3 separate regions of the Mus musculus genome follow, and regions 2 and 3 are each linked to region 1. The links are chromatin loops, found by intact Hi-C in ENCODE. Cell type or tissue: heart. All regions are shown on one strand.

Region 1 (8,000 bases):
GTTTTTCTTAATTAAAACAGGTGTGTGTGTGTGTGTGTGTGTGTGTGTGTGTATACATGGAAGTAATTTCCTTTGACCTGTCTCAGTTGCTCTCAAACTTGACTGCACTAATCATGTGCTTTGAATAAACAAGCGACTGAGAAACCCTTCTGTGGTTTGGATCTGATGGGCCTGGCCTGCCTTAGATCCCTGATGACTTTGGTGTTCAGTCAGAGTTGAAGGCCATGGACCAAGACTGTCCAGAAATTAACCGACTGCCTTGTCATTTTCTATTTCCTTCTTAACATATTTCCCAATTGTGCTGGAGAGTTTTAGGGTAACCTAACAGAAGCTGGTACCACCCAACAGGAGGCAAAGTCAATTGAGAAAATCTTCCCATAAGACAGGTTTGTAGGCAAGCCTGTAGGGCATTTTCTTATATGGTAATTGATGTGGGGAAGCCCAGTTCATTGTGGGTGGTTCCTTTCCTGGACTGGTGGTTCTGGGTTCCATAGGAAAGCAGGCTGAGCAGCTCACAAGGAGCAAGCTAGCAAGCAGCATCCTTCCATGGCCTCTGAGACAGCTCCTGTGTCCAGGTTTCTGCCTCCAGGTTTCTGCTCTGTTCCAGAGTTCCAGAGGCAGTCTCTGACTGCCTTTGATGATGGACTGTGCTATGTAAGTGTAAACCAAATAACTCTTTCCTCCCCAAGTTGCTTTTGGGTCAATGGCGTTAGAAACCCTAACTAAGTGTCTTAGTCAGGATTTCTATTCCTGCACAAACATCATTACCAAGTTGGGGAGGAAAGGGTTTATTCAGCTTACACTTCCATACTGCTGTTCATCACCAAAGGAAGTCAGGACTGGAACTCAAGCAGGTCAGAAAGCAGGAGCTGATGCAGAGGCCATGGAGGGATGTGACTTACTGGCTTGCTTCCCCTGGCTTGCTCAGCCTGCTCTCTTATAGAACCCAAGACTACCAGCCCAGAGATGGTCCCACCCACAAGGGGCCTTTCCCCTTTGATCACTAATTGAGAAAATGCCTTACAGCTGGATCTCATGGAGGCATTTCCTCAACTGAAGTTCCTTTCTCTGTGATAACTCCAGCTATGTCAAGTTGACACACACAACCAGCCAGTACACTAAGATACCAATATTCTATCTTTTCACAAAAATCAAATCTGAGCACCTGGGAGTTTGTGTTATGGATTACAAAGCCAGCCAGTTTAAGCCCTGCACTGTCCTCTGTAAACTGTGGTATATTGAGTGAGCCAATGCTCTCTCTTGATGATTTCGTTTTTCTCTGTCATCCATTGTCACTTCTTAGAGCACTGGCCTGGTGTCTTCATTAGAAGTATTGATTTGATTGGTAACTGTAAAGCACAAAACCTAGTATCTAGTACATTATAAGAATGAGAGAAGAATAGATTATTAAAATTCTTCTTCTCTTTGGTTTTATTCCTTTATCAAGATCAGATTAAAGCAATGCATAGTCATTCTCAAGTGCTTACCGGTTTGGACTTCTCACTGCTTTTTTGGGTCTGTGTTTCACAGTTCAGGGATGAAGCTGACATAGAAGGAAGAGTCAGCTCCATCAGGACTCTGAACATGATGGTGGAGAACAGTTTCCCTAGCTCTGCATTCCACTGACATTTCCTATTTCTAATCTCAGGGCCCCAGTAAACGTTGTCTTCTGATGCTATCCCCTGGCTTTCGACACCCACGCAAAGTGGTCCTGAGGCACACCTAGCCAAGTTTTTGAAGTCAGCATGACTTGATCTTTAGTAGCCCACGCTCATATGGTCACTTTTCCAGATCCCAAAAATCAAAAACATGACACTGTAGACTGCTTCCCAAATATGTGTTATCTGCAAGTTCAATGTACATCTCCAAACTTCCAAAGGGCTGAGTAGTATCTCAGGCATGAAAAGGTATGCAAAATACGCCTTGGTCATTACTGCAGAGGTCACCTAATGGTACTGAGAGGAGGTTCGTTTACAGGGTTCAGACTGAGCCCTAGCAGCAGCGCAGAAAGCACCCCTGGACAGATGGGGGTTCTCTTCCTGGTAACCACCTGCTGTGTACACAACCCCCTTCTCTTCCCATTCTCCAACAGGCTGCGTGTCACCTTCAGTGGATGGTTTCAAGGAGTAAAGCTTATGGCGATGTAAGTGATTTCAGCTGAACTGCAGCAAAAACAACAGTAAAACTTTTATGAATTCACTTCAGACAGGAGTCGAGACGTCTTGTTTGCCTTTATCTACTTTTGATCAACTCTTTTGAGTCATATAGAGCTTGCTTTCAGGGACGATAGCATCAGTCAACACAGGACAGACAGCAGGGCATGCTGGCAGCTATGAGGACGCTGGGACATCAAGAGTTTGAGTTGGGGCTGGAGAGATGGCTCAGTGGTTAAGAGCACTGACTGCTCTTCCAGAGTTCAATTCCCAGCAACTACATGGTAGCTCACAACAATAGGATCTGATGCCCTCTTCTGGTGTGTCTGAAGACAGCTATGGTGTACTTGTATAAATAATAAATAAATATTTTTTTAAAAAAGAGTTTCAGTTGGTGTGTCTGTACCACCTTCATTTCTGGGGCCTCTGTGTCCCAAAGTGCTTTAATCGTGAGTAAATAGTTCTCTCCAAAGGAGACTTGGTCCAGTTTCTTGGGGCTGTGGCCATCTAGATCTTGATACATCATTGTTGTTGTCTGGGACATCTTCTGGGACAAGAATGCTTTCAGTATGCATCTTGGAATACTATCCACACTGCATGTTTTTTTTTAAACTGTTGTAAATATTTGTTATTAAGGGCAGAACTGTTATAGTCAAAAGTGTTCATATTTGCAAAGGCATTGAAAGAATCTTACAGTAGAAGGCACATCCACTGTTGCGTTAAGAGCTTGTTCTAGAAGAATCTTTTACTGAGTGGATGAAAGGCCCTTTAAAATACCAAGCAACAGTAACTTCATCAAGCACGTTGTTGAACCACACAGTCTGCCTTCCATTTAAATGAGGGGACCGGACTCCACTCATTCAGCATAGCGTTGAGTCAGGCTTCTTCTAGTCATATGTAACTACTGCGCAGGGTGGCCATCCAAGTATCCTTTGGTGAAACAAGAGCATGCTGATTAAATTTCCGCTCATGCAGCTTCGGTCCATCTTCAAGCTACTCCCAAGGAGCAGTCCAAGCCTTAGGAAACCCCTTCTGTCTGAAGTCTCCTTCTCAGGGAGAAACGCCAGGGGAGGGGTGGGAATGGGACAATTATTTTCATAAACTGCTATGCTTCAGGAAGCTGCCTGTTACAGCGAGTCACGTTTCGCTTGTTTACTGGCAGGGGACATTTCTGTTGCGTAGTTCTTTTGTTCTCTCCAAGTGTAATCTCTGTCACACATGGAGTTCAGACAATGTAGATGACCCTGTCTTCCATGCACACAGTTCTCTGTCAAGATATTGTTGTCCTTCCCTGGGCCCAAGTCCCATTTTAGTGCAAAAGAGAAAAAAAAAAAAAAAAGAAAGAAAGGAAAGAAACAATGGAGATAAATTTAGACACTGATGGGAAAAGTCAAACTGCTCACTGTCCACCCTTTGAAGCCACGCCCAACAGACCATTTCCTCTGACCTTCCCAGGGATCCCCAGCCACACAGAGTAGCTCTTATGAGCCAAGGTAGACAGATGATTAACTTAGGACTCACGCCTTCCATGGTAAGTTCATGCCCCAGGCATCCTTTCTCTAAAACAACAAAACAAAAACACTAACACACAGACACACACACATACACACTCACTCACATGCACACACATACACATGTATATACCAGCACACACACATGTGCACACACATGCCCATATGTATACCTATACACATGAACACCCCCTGCATACACACATATGCCTTTATGCACACATATACCCATATATACACCAGCACACATATATGCACACATACACCACACATGCCCATATGTACATCTACACACATACATATACACACACATACCACAAACACACAAATGCTCATATGCACACACATGCACATGTATACACCAGCACACACACATATACATGCTCATATGTACACATACACACATACACACACACTCCCACATGCACACACATACTCATGTATATGCCAGTACACATATATGCACACACACTCCACATATGCCCATATGTACAGCTACACATACATGCATGCATACATACATACATACATACATACATGCAGAGCAATACAGTTGCACCTAGCCTAAATCTCCCTGGACTTGATCCTCATCAATTGCTTTCCCTTGCAGTAGAACATCCCAAGCCTTTTTGACTTCATTATTCTGGGTCCCCCAATGGTCTGAAAAGAGTTCTTTATCAAGCTTGTCCTTCAGGCATTCTCATTCAGAGCCAACAGCTTCCTCCAACACCACCCCATATATGTGTGCACTCTCTGCTCCCCCTAATTCTAGACAATGTAAATTGACCCAGCAGTGTGGAGAGACATTTATCAGCATCTAAGGTGGGTGACAGATTCTGAAAGTATCTAAACGGTGCTCTATTTGTGTCAGGATCTGTGTGTGTCTGCTGCAGTGGCCCAGATAATAAGTGCAATCTCTTCATGGGCTGTCCTGTTAATGAACTGTGAAACTAGATGGATACAATCCGAAACACATAGCACTATGTCACCAGGAAATAATGCAGGCTCGAGGTCCTCTACAGCGGCCCTGGCAGGTCTCCTGGTTTGTCATCACTGTCACCTGACTTCCAGTGTCTTCAAGTGATTATAAACATACTGAGTAGGAGTTATATCTTATAAATATAGGATATTAGCATAAGTACATTTCATCGCCAGTTTTCCCATGCAAATGTAAGGAACTCATGACATTTCTGTGTGTGCGCATCAGTCTTAGTTACTTGGACATGTGTCTGTGCCAATACCCTTTACTTTATCCGGTTAAGTGGGTACAATGACCCGAGGACTGTTTTCTAAGCCTGCAAGCCTTCCCCTTAGCTTCGGTTCCTGATGGGGGAGGATTCCCCACGCAGTATTTCGCTCCTTAAATCTCCCTTTTTCAAACTGAAGAAAGAGAACATGGCACTGCAGAGGCAAGAAATGCAAGCAACACTCAAGAGCACACTATTGAATGTGTAACTGCTGAGACAGGGTGAGAATGAGTAGCCTTGTGACGGCTTGCCCCTTATTCCCAAAGAAAAATGTAGCTGGCTGTTGGCCAACAAGCTCATAGTGACAGTGTATAAAATGGCTTATCAGGGAGACACGGGAACATGAAAAGACCCAGTTGTTTGCATGAAAGTTTTATAATCTCACAAAGTACAAACGGCTTGTAGTTTTTTTTTTAAATTAACAGAACCCCATCAAAATCCTAGACATATTTTGCAATAGAACAGGGTACTTTCACTTGATAGGTATTCCAAATACACACACACACACACACACACACACACACACACACACACACACACAAACCACCAAGACTTTTGACTTCTGAATTCCTTTTCAGTGTGCCCTGTGCACCTTCTTATATTATGTATCATCCTGCCAGGATGGCTCAAAGCTATCTTGATGATGGTGCCCAGCATCTAGAATGTGTCTCTTCATGCTGGCCAACATTCCTCATGTCCAGCCCCAACACCACGTCTTCTTCCTTTCACCTTGTCATTTTTATCTCTTCGGGTTTCTATCGGACCCCTTTAGTTACTGCCATGTGGTTTGCTGCCAGCTGTTTGCAAACTGGGGGTAGTGATGCTACATAAGACCAGATGAACTTGTGCTGTGTGTCTGAATTAGGGGATACGACACAGAGGAGCTTCAATGTAGGTGAGGGGTGTTTGCAACTCAATTTGACCATTAAGGTGTCAGGGAGGCGGTGGCGAACTCATCCTGAACAGGTTATTGTGTGTTCCTTCTGTATGCAGTGTTCTTACTCACTAGGGTGAATGCTGGATGAGCACTCTCCTCATAGTTGTTAGTAACAGCTTATTTGTCTTCCCTTCTTCTTCCTCTTCCTCCTTCCTCCCCCACCCCCTCCCCTTCCCTCCTCCCCCTCCCCTCCCTTCCTTCTTCCTCTTCCTCTTCCTCTTCTTCCTCTCCCTCTCCCTCTCCCTCTCCCTCTCCCTCTCCCTCTCCCTCTCCCTCTCCCTCTCCCTCTCCTTCTCCCTCTCCCTCTCTTCCTCCTCCTTCTTCATTCCTAAATTTCTCTTCTTAGTCACAGGGTGCCACAGTCACCAGAGGAGATGGACCAATGTGAGAGAGTGGACAGGGGATTGTAGGACAGGATTTCTCATGCTGGGCATGGGTAATATCTTAGGCTGCATGCCTCTTGATGGAGGAATGCCCCATGTATTGAAGCATTCTGACCTCTATATTATCCATGCCAGGAAAACGTACAACTCATATACCGCCTTCAGACTTCGGCCAGCCTTCCTCCAGCTTGAGAAGTGCCTAGCTCAGGTCTTGTGGCAGCAACAGTAATGTATTCTCAGTTCCACTCTGCTTCAGAGCTTTAAATCAGACGGCATCTTCATCCTGCACGGGCCTTCCTGAGGACTCCACAAGCATCCTGATGTCACTCAGCTCGCTCACAGGTCACCTCTGTGTGGACAGCAGTCCAGCACCTCCTCCTCGTCCCTGTCTCTCTCTGTATCACATGTTCCCTCCTGAACTGACATTCACACTGCTCAGCTGCTTTGTGCGCGACCTCACTCACTAGAACTTAAAATCCCGTGGAGCCGAGAGTTGGGTTTGCTCGCTGATGTGTTCTATTCAGAAGCTCACATGTCCTGTCTGTGAGTGATGTCAGGGGTCTGCCCCGTTACAGGCAAATCCAGAGCCTAGAACAGTCTGCTGAGGAACGGAGGGTAGGAGGACGTCTCTCACAGCCATGGATAGACTGACCACAAACCCTTTGCTCTTCATTTGTGATTACTGAATACTATGGATTCTTCCTATCATGGAAGAGTTATACAAAAAGGGATAGTTCTAATATGCAAGTTGAATAGGTCCTTGGAAGTTAATTTCCCTTTCCCGTGGAAAAGGACATCGTGAGGCTATTGTTTCCTTCCCCTTCGCTAAGGCGTTTTCAAAATGCCAAGAAAGCGAAGCTAGGAATTCAACCAATGGCTTCATGCCTGCCTCAAAAGCAAGTGGTTGTTTTTTGTTTGTTTGTTTTTTGTTTTTTGTTTTTTTTAATTTAAAATACTTAAAATGCATTTTTCTCTTTTCTTTTTTGTCTTACTGAAATAGTTTCTCGTCAAGAGGGATATAAACTGGGAAGCAAACTAGACTAAAATGTGCCAGAGAGATCCACGATGAGCGGTAATGGCTATGTCCTGTCTGCAGAAGGATTCTGTGTTCACAAACAACTATAGGGCTCCCCAGACATGAGTGCTTGCAGGCAGACGACAATGTGTCTTGTGAACAGGTGTATTCTTGAGGGTCTTGAAGCAGTGATCATCTGTGTGTCGGTCTCATTATGACAAAGGAAATGTGACTTTGTGTTCGGAGTCAGTATCTACAATCCAGACGACCAGGGTTCAAGTACAGTGCCACCATCACTGGCTGGCACCTTGGCGAGCATGCCTCACCATGGCTCAGTCTCAGTTCCCTCATCGGTGAAGAAGCGCAGACACACGTTATGTTACTCATGGAGTTGTTGGGTTTATTACATGAGAAAACTTGTAGGAAGTCAGGGGTGGCTCTGGCTCTCGGAAACCTCTCAGGCCTGCTGGTCTCATGTGAATGCTGTGTTATCACTCTTCCAAAGTAAGGAAACCCTGAGAATACTGGCATAGGAGGTTTCCTGGTTCTGCTGGGCTCAATTCTGGTGCAGTCTAGGCAGGAAAATTGAAAAAACTATGGAAGAACAACTTGTTTTCTCATTTATATAATACTTATTCCAGTCATTTGCACAAATATTTATGGTGGGAATTCAAGAGAAATCATAAAGGAAAAAAAAGAATTATGAATCTTCAACTTGTGTGTGTGTTTGTGCAGAGGAAAAGGGGACCTATGC
Region 2 (8,000 bases), 130 kb before region 1:
TTCAGGTAACACTAAGAATTGAAACTCAGACGTCACTGGCTGGAGGAAGTTACCAGGCCAATGATATGATTTGCTACAGGTTATTCGTTATCTTTTTTCAGCAGTTAGCACAACTTAAAAGAATACATAGGAAATGTTAATATTGGTATAGTACATGGATGGGAGATCACGATACTTGGCTGAGATCCAAGGGCAAGAGGAAGATCTGATTCAATTTTGAGCCATGTGAATTAGCTCCTCAAAAATGTGAATAAGGGGGCTGGAGAGATGGCCCAGAGGTTAAGAGCACTGAGTGCTCTTCCAAAGGTCCTGAGTTCAAATCCCAGTAACCACATGGTGGCTCACAACCATTTGTAAAGAGATCTGAAGCCCTCTTCTGGGATGTCTGAAGACAGCTACAGTGTACTTACATATAATAAATAAATAAATCTTTTTTAAAAAATGTGAAAATGTAAAAGCCCACCTTTTAATTATGTTATTGAATTATTTTAATGAACTAAGATTATAATTACTGGATTTCTTATTGAATTATTCAGCAAGCTGTGCCTGGAAGCATGGTCAGTTATACTCAGTAACACTGACTGACTCACTCTCAGGAAAAGAACTAAGTACTTGATAGCATCTCCAATCTTCACAATAAAATGGGACTCCATTTCACAGACGAACTCAAATGATTTCTTTAAGGCCTTGGAATTATACTAGTCTACTCATCTAACTCCAGACTCCATGAAAACATTCCAGGCACTCACAGACTTTTAGCATCACCATGTCCCACCCTGGACTATTTTTTTTTACTGCAAATATACATTCCCTGATGTTTTTTTCAATCCTTGGAACCAACTGCTCTTCTCTTTATATAGTCCCCATGGCACTCTATCTATTCCCCAGGTTTTATTAACAGAGTAAAGCCCTGTCTGTCACCACCTTAGTTAGCTAAGCTCTTTCTTATATACAGAACCTAGGTGTGTCAAGGGCAGACTCCTGCTTTTCCCTCTCAACTACACTGCCTGACAGTCTGGTCTCATTTAAAGCAACGGAAGGTAGAGAACAGTTGCAGTAATAACACTATAAACCTGACAGCTAACTCCAGTGCTTTGCCTGTATCCCACACCCAACTGTACGAATACAAATACTCAATACTTTTTCAGTCAGTTCCTTTTCCATTCTTCCTTCCACTTTGTTCTCTCAGGGAACCAGGAAGACAGCTTACTCCTTTGGTCCACACACACCCTACAGGCCTGACAGCCTCACCATCGCCTACCCTGCATTCCTGATGAGATACTCCCGCTGAATTTACTATAGTATTACCAGCCATCTGAGCTAGAGCATGTCAGAAGGAGCAAATCGATCATCTTCCTATCAACTGACCCTGGCACTTATTAAAGGTTCAGTAAACTAGCTGAATGAACTAGCCAACCAATATTTGTAAGCAAACTACTTTCCCTCACTCCCAAGGCACCATCTCCATTGTCTTTTCAGTGTATTCTCTGCAAAACATTAGACCACGTTGGAGCAGTGTCTAGTGGATATGGAGAATTTAGTATTAGCATTGGCTGCCAGCCCTGTCCCTTTCCCTTCTCAATGCTAATGGCATAGTTGAACACAGCTCTATCGATGTTTCATTTCATCCTATGCTGTCCACGTGCAATGTGATGACTCCTTTGTTTTCACGTGGAGAACTGTCAACTGTCACACACAACTATGTCTATGTTCTACTAAGCTACAGGCTTGTTCCAGATCCTAACAGGATTCTATGTGGCCAAGGTGTACTGAGAAACAGTACAAGCCAAGACCCCAGTTCCACTACAGTGCTTCGCTGTGTTCAATCCCTTACCTCCCTCCTAGGGGCTTCTGGAAAACCTGCCTACCACAAAAATCTGCCTTCTATTTTTTTGCAGAAAATAGAAACCCCTACACAAGTCATATACACAAACTACCTAGTTCCTGCTTCATAACCACTTATTCAAGTCTTCAGTTAATTACTCCGGAAACGATGGCTGGCTTAACAGGGAACACATATGCTTAGTATTATTGCTCCACGTGGCTGGGGCGGGGGGGGGGAGGGGGGCTGGGCACATCTTTTTTAAAAAAGTACTTCACAACGTTCAAGTTTACTCTGGTTGGGTCATCAACACCTACTTTCACATCGAAAGCCGCCTCACTCAAAACCACGTGATCTTCCCCCAAATTTCAAGTCCAGTCCCCTGATGGGAACCGGTTTTGCCCTAAGTGAAAAATTCGGATAAGAGCGCTCTGAAACTAGAAGCATTTAGGCGGGCAAACAGCAGGGTCAACAGTAGGGTCAAGCATGCTCACTAGAGGGGCTGAGGCCAAGACAAAAAAGAGAGGGGCCGGAGAGGCACCCCGGGTGTCCGCTGCAACTTTGTGCATCTGTCTTTGAACGACCGTATGAAAGGAGGTTCAGAAAGGGCCCACACTCTCAAGCCGGGCGCGCCCCGGGACGGACCCCCGCACAGGTGCCCTGCGCTCCAACGCCTCGGGCCCGGGGATCCGCAGCCCCGCCAACCTCCCGCCTCGCGCCCTCAACTCGGACTTCCGGGCCGGCGCTCCCGCCCCACCCGGCCCCCGTGAGCGCGCCCCGCGCCTCCAGCCGCGCGCCCCTCACATTTTTCGCTGTCGCTCGAACTCCGCCTTCTTCTCCTCCTCCTCGCGCTTCTGCTTCTCGTCCAGGCTGCTGCGCTTGCTCACCGTGCGCCCGAAGATGTCGATGCGGTCGGGCGGGGACGAGGCGCGCTCCCGCTCGCGCCGGGATGCCGCCGCGTTGGTGGAGCGCGAGCGGGAGCGCGACTCCCGCCGCCGGTTCCGTTTGCTCTCCCGGGACTTGGAGCGCTTCCGCACCCGCTCCTTGTCCCGCGAGCGCGAGCGCGAGCGGCTGCGCTTCTTGTTGTGCTTGGAGCTCTTGGTGTGCTTAGAGCGGGACGAGCTCCGGCTCCGCGACCGGCCCATCCTCGCGCCGCGCGGCGCCCGCCGCCTGTCGCCCGCTGCCCGCCGCAGGCCGCCCCCTCGCCGCTGGGAAGCGCGGCCCCCCGCCCGCGGACCCTCCGCCTCGCCCCAAGCGCACCCGCCACGCACACGGCCGCCTCCGCCGCGAAGGCCTAGCAGGCCCGGCCCGGAGTCCCTAAGATGGCAGCTGTGGCAGCACCGGCCGCCCTTCCCACAATGCCCCGCGCCGAGCGTGCCGGCACGAGCCCCGCCCCCTGACGACGTCGCCTAGGAGGGCCGGCGAATGCGGCCGAGCGCGCTCGGCTCTTTCCGCCGCTGCGTGGCAACTAAAGAGAAGAATGCTGGCCAGCCTTCAGGTCTTTAACTTTCACCTCAACAAGACCCACGAAAACCTTAGGAGTTGGAGAATATTTATGATGAGCCTTGGCTGAAAGACAGGATAAGGCCCGAGTAATTGGGAAAGTCCTGTTGTTTCCTTAGCCAGCATTGAGAATGTATCAATTGTGAGTTGGATGTGGTGGTACATGCCCAGAATTTTAGCCCCTAGAAGATGGATCAGAAGGACCAGTTGTCCAAGGTCAGCCTTGGCTATTTAGTAAGTTGGAGGCCAGCTGGGGTTGCACACATACATACATACATACATGCATGCATACATACCAACCAGAACAATTAATAAATTGTTAATAATTTATTGTAAACAAACAATAAATTAGAACAATGCCCAGAGGAGTCCCAAGTTTTCTTAAGAATGTATATGTTAGAGCCAGTTAAATGCTCTTAATAAAGTTTTATTTAAAAGGTTACAGTTTTGTGGATTTTGCCAGCCTGGACTACATAATGAGCTCAAGGCCTAGTCCCAGAGAGCAATAGCTCTCTTTAAAGACATCGAAAAGAAAAATGGGTAGTGGCCTATCTCAATGAGTCTTTTAGTTTTTGAGCTGCTATAGCAAAATACCAATGACTCATTATTTTATACCCAAGAGAAAGTTGTTTCCTACAGTTCTGGAGGCTGAGAACTCTATTAAGTAGTGGATCTGTTTGTGCTAAGGATTCTGTCTGAGCTTCCAGCAGGAGACCTTAGGAGGGGAAAAGAATGCATAAGATAAGGGTTCCCTTGTAAACATCTTAAGAACACTAGGCCAAAAAAACCCCAACCAAACAAAACACACACACACAAAACACACTAGTTGCATTTTTTTTTAAACCAAAGCCCCAGGGCTTACTCTCTTTCCCAAAGGGCCCACCTTTTAATGCTGAAACATTGCATATTAGGTCCAATTCATGAAGTTTAGAGGAAGGGTTCTTCTGGAGGTTCAAAGGCAGTAAGGATTCCACTCTACCTCTCTGTATGTGTGTGTATGTGTAGGTTTTTTTGAGACAGTTTCTCTCTGCAGCCCTGGACAGCTCTGTGGTCTATCATGGAACTAGCTTTGTAGTCCAGTTTGATCTGGAATTCAGAGATCTGCCTGCCTCTGCCTCCCAAATGCTGGGATTAAAGGCGTACACCATCACCATCGTAGCCTCATTCTTTCTTTTTATGTGTGTGTGTGGTGCTGGGGATGTAACCCAAGGTCTTTTTTTTTTTTTTTTTTTTTTTCTGAGACAGGGTTTCTCTGTGTAGCTGTCCTGGAACTCACTTTGTAGATCAGGCTGGCTTCGAACTCAGAAATCCGCCTGCCTCTGCCTTCCAAGTGCTGGGATTAAAGGCATGTGCCACCACTGCCCGGCATAAACCAAGGTCTTGAGCAAGTGCCCTGGCCCGTACCACCTTCTTATGAGAGTTGAGTGTAGTTTCCCTCCAGGCTCCAGAGCACCCTCATCTTCATGACATCTGCAGACATTCCATCCTGTGTTTCAAGATAGACAGGAGTTTGAGGGTAACACCACCATCAGACTTTCAGTACCTTAGCTGGCTGTCAGTCACTTTAGCAATATTCTGTCTTGCTGAGAAATTCCCCTTGAGAGAGGCACAGTCCCCTGATCTGCCTTTCAGCAGTGAACCCATGCCAGGCCCAGCACCTGGAACACAGGGTGAGGGGACATTTGGCTAGCATCATGAATCAGTAAATAAATACAACAATCTTGTCTGGCCTCCATAGTAATGTAAAACAGCTTTCTAGAGAATTTTAAATGACAGGATTTTGCACACCTTCAACCCAGAGTAAGCCACTTTCATCACAGCTCTCTCTGGTCATTGAATCTGGAGAACTCTAACTTCCAAAAACTACCTTTTGTTTCAGTCTGAAACTGTTCTTTTCTGAACAATGCAAACAGCCTTTCCCCTAAAGATAAATGACCAGATATCTAATTCTTCATCTGAAATGGAGGCTGGGAGATCTAATACCATCCCAGGTTAATTTTAAGTGTATTCAGAACAAAAGAAGGCTCTCAGCCCGGCCATGGTACTTTAATCTCAGCACTTGGGAGGCAGAGGCAGGCAGATTTCTGAGTTCAAGGCCAGCTTGGTCTACAAAGTGAGTTCCAGGACAGCCAGGGCTACACAGAGAAACCCTGTCTCGAAAAACCAAACCAACCAACCAAACAAACAAACAAAAAAGAAGGCTCTCCTGTGCTTCAGGAAGAAACTAACAGAATCTTTTACTAAGGGAAAGGCTCTTCTGTGTGCAAAAAGCACACACAAGTATGAGATGCAAGGATCTGGGACCATCCTGTTCAAATGGCAGAGCAAGAGCTGTTGATGGTACCAGGTTGAAAGGCACAGGACTTCCTTCCCAGAAATTTGTTTGAATTGCACAGGATCACAGAACAGTGACAAGGTGGTAACACGGGCTGATCCCTGAGAGCTGGGACCAGTAACCAGTCCAAAGTCAAGGCCAAATCTAGAGCAAATGTAAATGTAAACATCATAAGAGAAGGCTTTTGTGGACCACTGCAGCACAGAGAAGCCCTGGCCAGCTCATCTGTACCGATCAGGTTAGGGAGTTTTTAGAGTTAGGGAAAAGGCGGTCCTTCTCAAGACAGTATTTCTGGAAGCTCTGGTGCAGAGAAGGAGAGCTGAGATAGCACCCAGAAGGTTTGAGTAGGAGGCTGGCCAAGGCCACAGACACCAGGAAGAGAGGCGAACTTAACTAAAAGGTCGACTAGCAAACACATTCTCATTCCTCCCTGAAGACAAAAGAAGTCAGCTCATGAAGGAGGCAAGGAAAAGACCATAAAGGGCCTGTGTGTAGCCACATCACAGAAAGCAAGAGCGCTTCAGAGAACCTAATTTGAAGCACATAAGGAAGGGGGCTGTCTTTGCAAGCAGCCATATCCTGAACGCAAAAGGTAGGACATTTTCTGGACCTTCCCCGTGGTTTGGGGGCACCCGGCTTGGATATAAGTCCACTCTGCCAACAGGAAGGCACTGGAAGGACAGCTGAATAGCGTTCTTTTCCACATTCTCCGACCCTCTCTATAGAGATTTTCCTTCCCTCTGGAGACCTGCTTTCACCATTCCTTGTAAAGTCGCTTCCTTAGTAACTTTCTCCTGTGTTGGTTTACTAATGGTGTCTTTGCTTCTCCAGGGCATTTGGACAATCACCTTGCTGGATGAGAAATTCTTGATTAGGGAGTTTTCCCATTTCAAAACTTTGAATGCCGATGAGTGATCGGCAGTCCCCTGTGTTGCCTTTTCTTCTTGCTCAATGGGCAAAATCATCCCCACCGTCAGGTCCTCCAAGAGTATCTCTTTTTGCTGTTCTGTAGTTTAGAATATGCCCACTGATTCATGTTAGATGAGTGCTTCCCGTGTGCCAGGCGTAGGTCTGACAGGGATTTCCCAGGGAAGGACAGATACGGGGGCTGTCCCTCTTTCAATTCTCAGTCAGAGAGGGGGATATTACTGAAGTGATTGACAGCCAGCTGTGGTTCTAGGGACTCTGATGTGAATACCACCCTCATATTTCTGTTTTTTTTTTTTTTAATTCTTACTCTTCTTTCTAAGACAAAGTCTCACTCTGTAGCCCAGTCAGATCTTGGACTCCCAGAGATTCACCTGCCTCTCCTTAGAATCAGGGTTAAAGGATTCTGCAGTCTGATAAGATAGAGGGGGAGCCTCAATGAAGGGTTTAGAATATGTCTTACTGTTCATGGTTTCCTAGGAAACTAGGTTTGTAGCTGGAAAGGGGGCCTCATGAAAATGATAACTTTACTGGAATTTTTCCCTTTATTTTATTTAGCATGTACACGTGTGTATGCACATGCACACACACACACACACACACACACACACGTGTGCCTGCCATGGTACATGTATGGCAGGCAGTCAGAGGGAACTTGTGGGAGTGCCATTCTTCTTTGGCTGTATGAAGGAGAGCCCAGGTTATAGGGCTGGGGACGAGCACCTTTTGCCCACTGAGCCGTCTTGCTAGCTGGCCCATGTTGGAATTCAGTTTCTCCGCTTCAGCCAGGCTCCTTCCCCCATCTCCATTTGATTTCCTTCCCACCCTGCCTTCCTTCTGGACTCTGTCTTAGTCTCTCTCAGGGTCTAGGTTTTCCTGGAAACTCCTCCTTCCATAGCTCCTGGCCCTGGCATGTCTTTACCTGTAGTCCCATTATTTCGCAGAAGCTCACTGGGGTGATGTGGAAGTGTGTGCTATACTCAGGTTTCCTTGTAGGCATGAGCCTGTGCCCCTGGGCTGTGTCCTTCACAAGTGTCTCTCAGGCTGAGGCAACCATGAGAGGACTTTTCTTCTGTCTTTATAGTGAGAAACCGTAAAAGTCCCAGAAGGAAAAAACAAACAAACAAACAAAAAAAAAACAAGCAAATGTGCGCCACACCAACAGGGCACCCAGGAGTTTTTAACTCAATTTAATCTGTGCCTCGTCTCCAGCAGCCATCAAAGTCTTTCCACCTATCACGGGCTTCAGCCTCAAGCAAAGTAGTCTGCATTCTCTACCTAACCCTCCAACACCCGTGGCTTCAGCCGTCTCAAGGTCCACCGCAGTCTAAGCACATTCTACCGAAAATTCAGAAGCAAATGGGTCTCAGGCTGGAACCAGCACAGTGCTGTGAGGAGCAGGATAAGGTCTTG
Region 3 (8,000 bases), 83 kb before region 1:
ACATACCCAGCTACCTACCTACATAGGTACGTACAGACAGACGAACAGATAGATAGATAAATAGATAGATAGATAGATAGGCAGGCAGGCAGGTGTGCGTGAACACACACACACACACACACACACACACAAACCCCTTCACTCCTAAGAGGCAATGCAGGAGTGGAACATTCCTCTTGCTCATCTCAGAAGAAGGAAGCTTCTCACTATGGCAGGCTTTCACCAGGGTGTGATTTCTTTATCAGACAACCATGTCATTGTTATCTTGAACCCTTTAAAGAGCCCCGATGTCCAGCAAAGCTCACCTGCTGTCCTCACAGGCTTCTACCCTCCCTCTCTCCCCATCTTGCACCTTGGATCACTGATATTAGGCTAAGCTCCCCCTAGTGGTGAACAAGGCAAACCATGCACTGACACCGGGGTCACAAAAGCTGCAGTTCAAATACAACTGAAAAGATACGACTTCAGGTAGAGAAGGAAAGGACTCGTAAGTCAGAGGATGTAAAACTGTTGTGTTAACCACTAGAATGTCAGCCCAGAAACTGCAAGATATGTTCTGTTATTATTCACAAAAATTGATTGATGAAAAAGAAATAAGATAATTTCATTGTATTGGAATTGTGATATAAATGAAGCAGAATGCTATAAAATACATTGGTTGTAGCAATTTGAGTGAAACTCGCGTATTTAACTGGTACATCTGATTGGTAGTTATATCTTGCAAACAGTGGGGTGAGCAGTTGTGAAGCAAAGAGGGCTTGGAAGCTTTTCCTGCAACCAAAGTTTCATGTGATCCTGGGCTGACGTCACATGTTCACGCTGAGAGGCAGATGACCTCAGTCAATTACTTATAAATTCTTTCTCTATAAGCTTAACTCTGAGCCACCGGGGAGAGGTGCGAGCAGTGCTGGGCAGAGCCAGGATAGTGGGGCAGAGTACCAAGGGTCTTGGAGGTGGTCAAGGGTTTGAACAGGGAACTTGTCCCGCTGTTTTTCAGACACAGCTTTTTGAAATTGTATTTTGGGAGTCCGTTGGAAGATTTCTGTCCGAGGAGTGGTGGTAGTTGAGGTCAGGCACCAAAACACACATTCCTTCTGTATTTCCTGTAGCAGATGGGAATATTTTAACTCATCTTGACAACATCATGGACAGGAGTGGGCTTTATGGGAATGCCAAGGCAGAGACACAAAAGCTAGCCCATCTTGCACTGTGACATTCTAAGGCCAGCACAAGTGCACCCTGGCACATGAGTGTATTGGGCATGCATCCAGGTGTTCACATACAGAGAGTGTGTACCGAGGTGAAGCCATGGCCTCCCAGGACAGAGGGATAGATCACCCACACTCGAGCACTCAGCAACATGAACAGACTGCCATTGTTGTATGGCTCAGACGATTCAGGTCCTGTCCTGAATCTTGACTTGGTTGCATAGTTTCATAGTATCTTTCAGAACTCAAAGCTCAATTCTGTGCTAATGAGTTGGCATCGGAATGTCCTCGGTTTCTACTAGTTTGTGTGGTAAAGATGAGAATATTATCTACTGCCAACATGGGTGCTGGTTTCACCCGTTTCTACACAATAAAGAGCAAAGACGGGCAGGTTTTTATAAGAATCTCTTCTCGTGTGGCTTACGATGTGTCTCAAAACCATCACCTGAAACATTTCTGCCGTGGGAGAGAGCACTAAAGAGATCTCAGGCTACACAGCCTTGATTTTTTTTTTTTTGGTCAATATACTGTGCATTAATCTGACAGTGACCAAGGATGATAATAATAATAATAATAATAATAATAATAATAATAAAAAGCACCCAGACTAAAACCTCTTCTCATTCTCATGAATACGCACAGCCCAGGCCTTGGGGTACCTCCCTGATATATTGCTTTTTTCATGCTCAATGTGGTCATTTGGAGAATGTTAGCGTAGACCTCTATGGCTGGAACTGCTGCCTAGAGACAGGAAATGAACCAGTTCTAGGTCGGCCTGTCAACATCAGGCTTCCAACAACCAGCTGAAACCGAGGCTGCTTCTGTTACACGGAGTTCCCAAGAATATTTTTGAAAAAGAAGCAGTTGTCACACAGCAAAAGCCAAATCCTGGGTTGGTTTCCAAGGGCAGTGATACTCTTAAGTGATTCCAGCTCCCAAGCTATTTAAAATCAGCTTAAGCAGACAAAGTACGACTCCAAACCGGTCACCTCTGGTTAGCAGTCCATCTACAATTCCATCCATTTGGAATGAAAGAGGAGACTGATGGCATCTTTGGAAAGATTGTAAGTCTAGTCTGGGGGATGGTCAGCTGTGATCCAGAAAACACTTCTTGCTGGCAGAGCCAGATGGCAGGCAGGCAGGCACTCTGAACTTCGTGTTGGAAGTTGCTTATGGGAAAGCTTGCACTGGATCCTCCAACTGAAATGAATGTTCTGGAAAAGACATCTGCAGAGTGAAGAAGTGGGTTTGGAGTCCAGCTGTCCCCGAGTTTAAGGATGTTTTGAAGAAACGTGAGAGTTGAAAATTGAATCTGAAATCGTAACCCGGGAGAGGCCTTACTGTGCAGCTGCACCTTTAAGGACATGGTAAGATCTGGTCGGCTTGCAGAAGTTTCTGTGGCAAATGCCACTGCATACAAACTCTGTGCACCGGCGTTCATTTGCTCAACCCTCACGGTTGTGCATTTTTGCATGATAGTTTCCCGAGCTTACAGCAAGGGTCAGCTGAGATTTGTCCTGGGGAGAGAGAAGTCAAGGCGCCAGTCGATTGTCTCTGTGAACCGCTCAGAACAATGCGATGCTTCTGGACTGGTCAGTAGAGAACCAGCCCTTCACACTCTGGGTTCATGTTCAGAATTTCACATAGACAGCTTTTCTATCCAGAAGTACTTCACTACTCAGGTAAAACCTGATTATTTGTGAACACTATATTATTGTATAAAAGAGACCTCTGTGCTGACCTACACCAGGGGATAGTGAACCAGTGGCTCCTTCTAAGGTATGTTATATTTGATTAGTTTAATATTCCATAATATTTCATCTGTCCTTCATATTTTTGGTGGCTTATGAAACAATACTCTCTAGATTTCACTGCAAGTGGAAAGTTGGCTTGGAAACTCTCTATCCAATTATTCCCGTATACATTTGAAAACAAATCTTTTTTACTTTTTTGGAAGTTTTTACAGGAGTCGATAAAAATAGGAAACTTCAGGTTTCAGATGTTTTATTGCATTTTTGTGGCATAATAACAGCTTCATTAAAAATAACTCCACAGTACAATGTAGACGTTGTGAGGCGCTTAAACACTCGCGCCACCGGCTTTCTCTGCAAAATGTCGTGTCAGGGAAGCTGTGCTGGTTTGTAGTTTATATTTCATTCTGCTGGTTTTTTGTAAGGTATTGGGTTACCACCCCCTACTGCATGGTCGTACAGGCAGAAGAGGCTGCCAGTTGTATGCTGCGGAGTATGGAGGCTCTGGACACTTCCTAGCTGAGACATCCTTGTACCAAGATGCTGGAGTCAGCTTCCCTCATGGGAAGGGCTAAGCTCACTCTTGGGACAGCTCTTTTCTGTAGTGTCCTGTTTGGTTGCTGGAAGGAAATGTTGTGGGGGTAAGGACGAGCCTTTCTCCTCTGAGTTTGGAAAATGATTTTAAGATGATGAGTGTGTGGGGAGGAGCCAAAAAGGCATCTGATCCATTGGGTTTTTGTTAGTCCACTATCCTTTCCAGCTCCCCCCCCACTCCCCCCGCCCAACTGTGCTCAAATGTCTCTGGCCATGGGAAACTCAGTTTCCAAAGGCAGTACCTTCTGTCTGGACACAGCCTTGGCACTGGAGTTCTTCTTGATGTGGGGCTGAGATCTGGCTTAGCTCAGCTTCCACCCATTGTTCTTAGCTGTGTGCCTGTGGTTCATGAGAGCGCTTTTCCTACTCCACAACAATTCGGCTCACAGAAGGAAGGCAGTAAGACAGAGCAGGAGGGTGAAGCTGGGGAGACAAAGCAAGTCTCTTTGACCCTTGGTCTCCTTTGCTGTGAAATGGTGATTGTGGGCCTGACCTGACCATTCAGGGTTCTGGGGAGTTGGGAAGGTATGGTCAGAGCACAGCCCAGCAAAGTACAGAAAGCCAGCAGCACAGGACCTTCTGCATCTTTACCTATGGTCTGGCTCTGTATACTCATCCATTCTTGTCTGTTGAAGCTTGGGGCTCTCCACTTCTTTCTCTCTCGTTAGCTTTGTCTTACCTCGCACATCTCCTATCTTTTCTTAGAGGTGTTGTCTGCTACAGAATGTGGGAGCTTCTCCCCTAGACCTAACCACTGAACGGAGCTTGGTTCTCTTAAAAAGAAAGCACAAATTGGGGCTGACTTACAAGTTCAGAGGTTTAGTCCATTATCATGATGGGAAGCATGGTGGCGTGCAGGCAGATGAGGCATTGAAAAGGGAGCAGAGAGTTCTACATCTGGACCTGAAGGCAGCAGGAAGAGAGAATCACACTGGGGCTGGCTTGACTATTTGTGAAACCTCGAAACCAGTGACACACTTTCTCGGACAAAGCCACACCTCCCAGTTGTGCCATTCTCTGATAACCAAGGATCCAAATCACTGAGCCTATGGGGGACCATTCCTATTCAAATAATCACATTCCACTCCCTGGCTCTCAAAGGCTTGTAGAAATATCATAATGCAGAAATGCATTTAGTCCAACTTCAAAAGTCCCCATAGTCTATAATAGTCTCAACATTGTTCAAAAGTCCAAAGTTCAAAGTCTTTTCTGAGATTCATGGCAGTCTCTTAACTATAACCATCTGTAAAATCAAAATGAAAAAGCAGATCACATACTTGTAACATACAATGGCGCAGGATATACATGCCAATTCCAAAAGGGAGGGAAAGAAAGATACGAGGAAATACTAGACCAAGGCAAGACTGAAAACCAGCCGGGCAAACTCTAAACTCTGCACCTCCATGTCTGATGTCAAAGTGCTCTTCAGGTTTCCAACTTCTTTCAGCTTTATTGACTGCACCACACTTCTTTCTCCTGGGCTGTTTCCACTCCCTGTTGGCAGATATTCTGAGTCCATATCCCAGGGCTCTGGTGTCTCTAACATTGAGAGGTCTCCACGGCAATGCAGGCTTCTTCTTCACAGCTTCAGGAGAAGGTCTCTCTGGGCTTCCATGAAGGGATATCCCTGCTACGCACCTGGTCTCTGGTTTCCAGAGATTCCATAACCCCTCTCTTGTATCCTTGACTCTAAAGCCAGTACCATGTGGAAAAAGGTCACTTTATTTAAATGCATTTTCACCAGCTTCCTATTTTCAATCGTTTCCTTTACTACCTAAGCTTGGCTGTCCTAGAACTTGATCTGTGGCCCAGGCTGGCCTCAAACTCAGAGATCTGCCTACTCCAGCCTCCATAATGCTGGGGCTAAAGGCGTGCACCACCAAGGTAGTGTATATATATATGTTGGAAGCTTAGCTGTGTGGGGTCTTGCCCTGAGGTCACCACTCCCTTTGTTCCATTTAGCATCAGGCTTTTCTGTAGACTTTCCCCCAGTGTTTCTTTTCTCCTCAAACTGTACACTTTGTTCAGATTGCTCCTTTTCATTGTAGATCTGCATCCATGTCCTACTAATAACCAAGCGACACAGTTAATACTGGGCTGTATGGAAATCTCCTTTGCCAAAGCTGTTAATCTGTAAGTCTTCAATTTATCCTCGGGCAGATATTTTTTGGACAATGACAGAAAGCCGCCATATAAATATCACCAAAATATCACAAGAAAGGTCTCTAGGCCACATATTAATATTCTTCTCCTCTGTTACCTCTTGACTCATGCCCCCTACACTTCAGATCACCCCCAGTACCACTGTCTTACATGCTCCTATGAGTATGATCCATTAAACCCCACTTAAAGCATTCAACTGCTTTCCAAACCCCAAATCCACATTCCTTCAAACAAAAGCATGGTCAGGCCTATCACAGCAATACTCCAGTCCCTAGTACTAACTTCTATGATGTTTAGGGCTTCTGTTACTATGAAGAGACACCATGACTCTTATAAAAGAATTCATTTAATTGAGGTAGCATATAGGTTCATAGGTTTAGTACATTATCATTATAGTGGTAAGCATGGTGGTACAAAGGCAGACATGGCGCTGGAGAAGAACCAAGGGTTCTACATCCAGATCCACAGGCAGCAGGAAGAGAGAGACGCTGAGACCGTTTTGAACATTTGAAACCCAAAACCTGTCCCCCAGAGTCACAGTTCTTCCCACAAGGACACACCTCGTAATAGTGCCCCTCCGTGGTGACCAAGCATTCAAATCTATGAGACTTTGGGGGCCATTCTTATTCAAACCACCATACCTTCTTATAACATTTTGCCCTCCTTTCCTGGGGGCTGTAGAACAGAAAGTGGCAGGAATGAGGGGACAGAGCTTTTTGTCTTCTCAGCAAAATGTTGGGGGATTTTTAAAATAACTTTACAAGGGTCTGAGATCCTTTTAGTTTCTCTTATTTTATTCTCTGTAGTAACAAGAGTGAGCCCAGTGCACATGTTTTAGGCAAGTGCTCTACCGCGGAGCCATGTCCCCAGATCCCCCTTCCCTTGTGATTTTGGGACAGTCTTTTTAAGTTGCCTGTGCTCCCTTTGAACTCCTGTGCAAACCAGACAGGACTTGAACATGTGATTTCCCTGCCTCAGCCTTCTAAGTAACTGAGACGACAGATCTGCACAGATCATGCATGGTCACTTAAAACAACTATGTGAGTTACAGTCCTAGTCATGGGTCTCCAGAAAAAGACAGCCAATAGGAGATCCATCTATGTTTTCAAGCATGTGAAGGAGGACAGGATGGAGCACTGATTGGTTCATGTGATTATGGAGACAGAGACATCCCCTGCCCACCAAGTTCAACCTGAGGAACAATGAAAGCTGTGTGACCCATGTCATACCTGGAAGCTTGATAACAAGGTGGGAGAGTGTTGACCCTAGGTCCAAGTGGGGCACTCGATGAGATGCCTCACCTCGAAGTTCAAGGGAGACTGACTAAAGGGCTGTCTCGCTTTCCTCTGCCTCTGCTCTCTCCAGGTCCTCCAACAATCAGACGATGCCCATACACATGCATTAGTGCCCCTTGCATTACTGAGCCCTCATGCTCAAATGTCAGCCTACTCTGGAAATGGCGTAGCCATACCCAGGAAGTGCAATCTGGGTACCCTATAACCAGTCGAACCCCAGGGAGAATCAATGGCCGCAGTTATTTTTGTGAGTTTTGTAATTTCATTGTGAGTCCCGTTCGGGCAGCATAGAAGTCCGGAGTGGGAGAGACACTCTAGCCTCAAGGCTGCTGGGGCCCACCCTCTTCAGGAAAAGTGAAAGCTTTTGCAGGGAGCTGTCAATGTTCCCTCTGCAGGGAGCGGTTAGTGCTCCTTCTTGGCTCATTTTTGCTATGTTTACTCTCAGTGTTGTGCAGGGTACAGTGAAAGGCAGATGTTAATCTTCAAACACAAAGGCCGTCTTAAAGCAGGTCACAACTGCCTTACATAGCTGGTCCCTAAAGGGTTTTCTCCCTGCATAGATCTCACTGTTCATATTCAGTTATCCTGAACATTCCTCAAGAGAGCATGTATGTGGATTCCCAACACCCAGCAGGGTGGTTCACAAGACAAACAGAATCGCCAATCCTTTGTTGAGCCTTTTGGGTTTTTTTTTTTTAAGCTTTACTATTTTCCCCTTAATTTATTTATTTAACTTACATCCTTATTGCAGCCCCTCTTCCTCTCCTCTCAGTTCCACCCTCCCCCATTACCCCCTCCTCTTCTCCTCTGAGAAGGGAAGACGCCCCCCCCCCATGGGTAACAACCCACCTTGGCCACCCTGGCAAATCCGGTCTCAGCAGGATTAGGCACATCTCCCATTGAGGCCAGACAAGGTAGCCTAGTTAGGGGAAGGGGATAGTTCAATGGCAGACAACAGAGCCAGAGGGAGCATCCTGCTCCATTTGCTA

Evidence for each region. A loop is a pair of places that touch in the nucleus more often than their neighbours do. Peaks named below come from ENCODE experiments on the same cell type or tissue, not always from the same donor. Only the 100,000 strongest peaks of a DNase experiment are listed, where the experiment ranks them.
Region 2: it touches region 1 in a loop (2.6-fold over the local background); 2 of 42 quality-filtered maps call a loop at or near these places.
Region 3: it touches region 1 in a loop (5-fold over the local background); 5 of 42 quality-filtered maps call a loop at or near these places.

Annotation. Positions count from the first base shown.
Region 1 is chr8:8,816,138-8,824,137 of GRCm38, forward strand. No RefSeq gene overlaps it. Among named protein-coding and RNA genes, the nearest start is that of Gm39127, 97 kb to the left of the region's middle. In heart, a CTCF peak has its summit at 3,209; DNase peaks (open chromatin) are centred at 3,244 and 3,584.
Region 2 is chr8:8,687,351-8,695,350 of GRCm38, forward strand. Arglu1 (arginine and glutamate rich 1) reads right to left here and starts at 3,187. Exons shown (of 4, transcript NM_176849.3): 1 at 2,627-3,187. The coding sequence starts at 2,967. Mir7654 (microRNA 7654) reads right to left here and starts at 2,812; the gene lies at 2,743-2,812. In heart, no CTCF peak of the experiment used is centred here; DNase peaks (open chromatin) are centred at 2,621 and 3,201; H3K4me3 peaks cover 3,079 bases; H3K27ac peaks cover 2,005 bases.
Region 3 is chr8:8,733,637-8,741,636 of GRCm38, forward strand. The region is part of intron 2 of Gm39127 (a long non-coding RNA gene); the gene reads left to right. Among named protein-coding and RNA genes, the nearest start is that of Gm39127, 15 kb to the left of the region's middle. In heart, a CTCF peak has its summit at 392 (motif pointing left); DNase peaks (open chromatin) are centred at 365 and 3,875.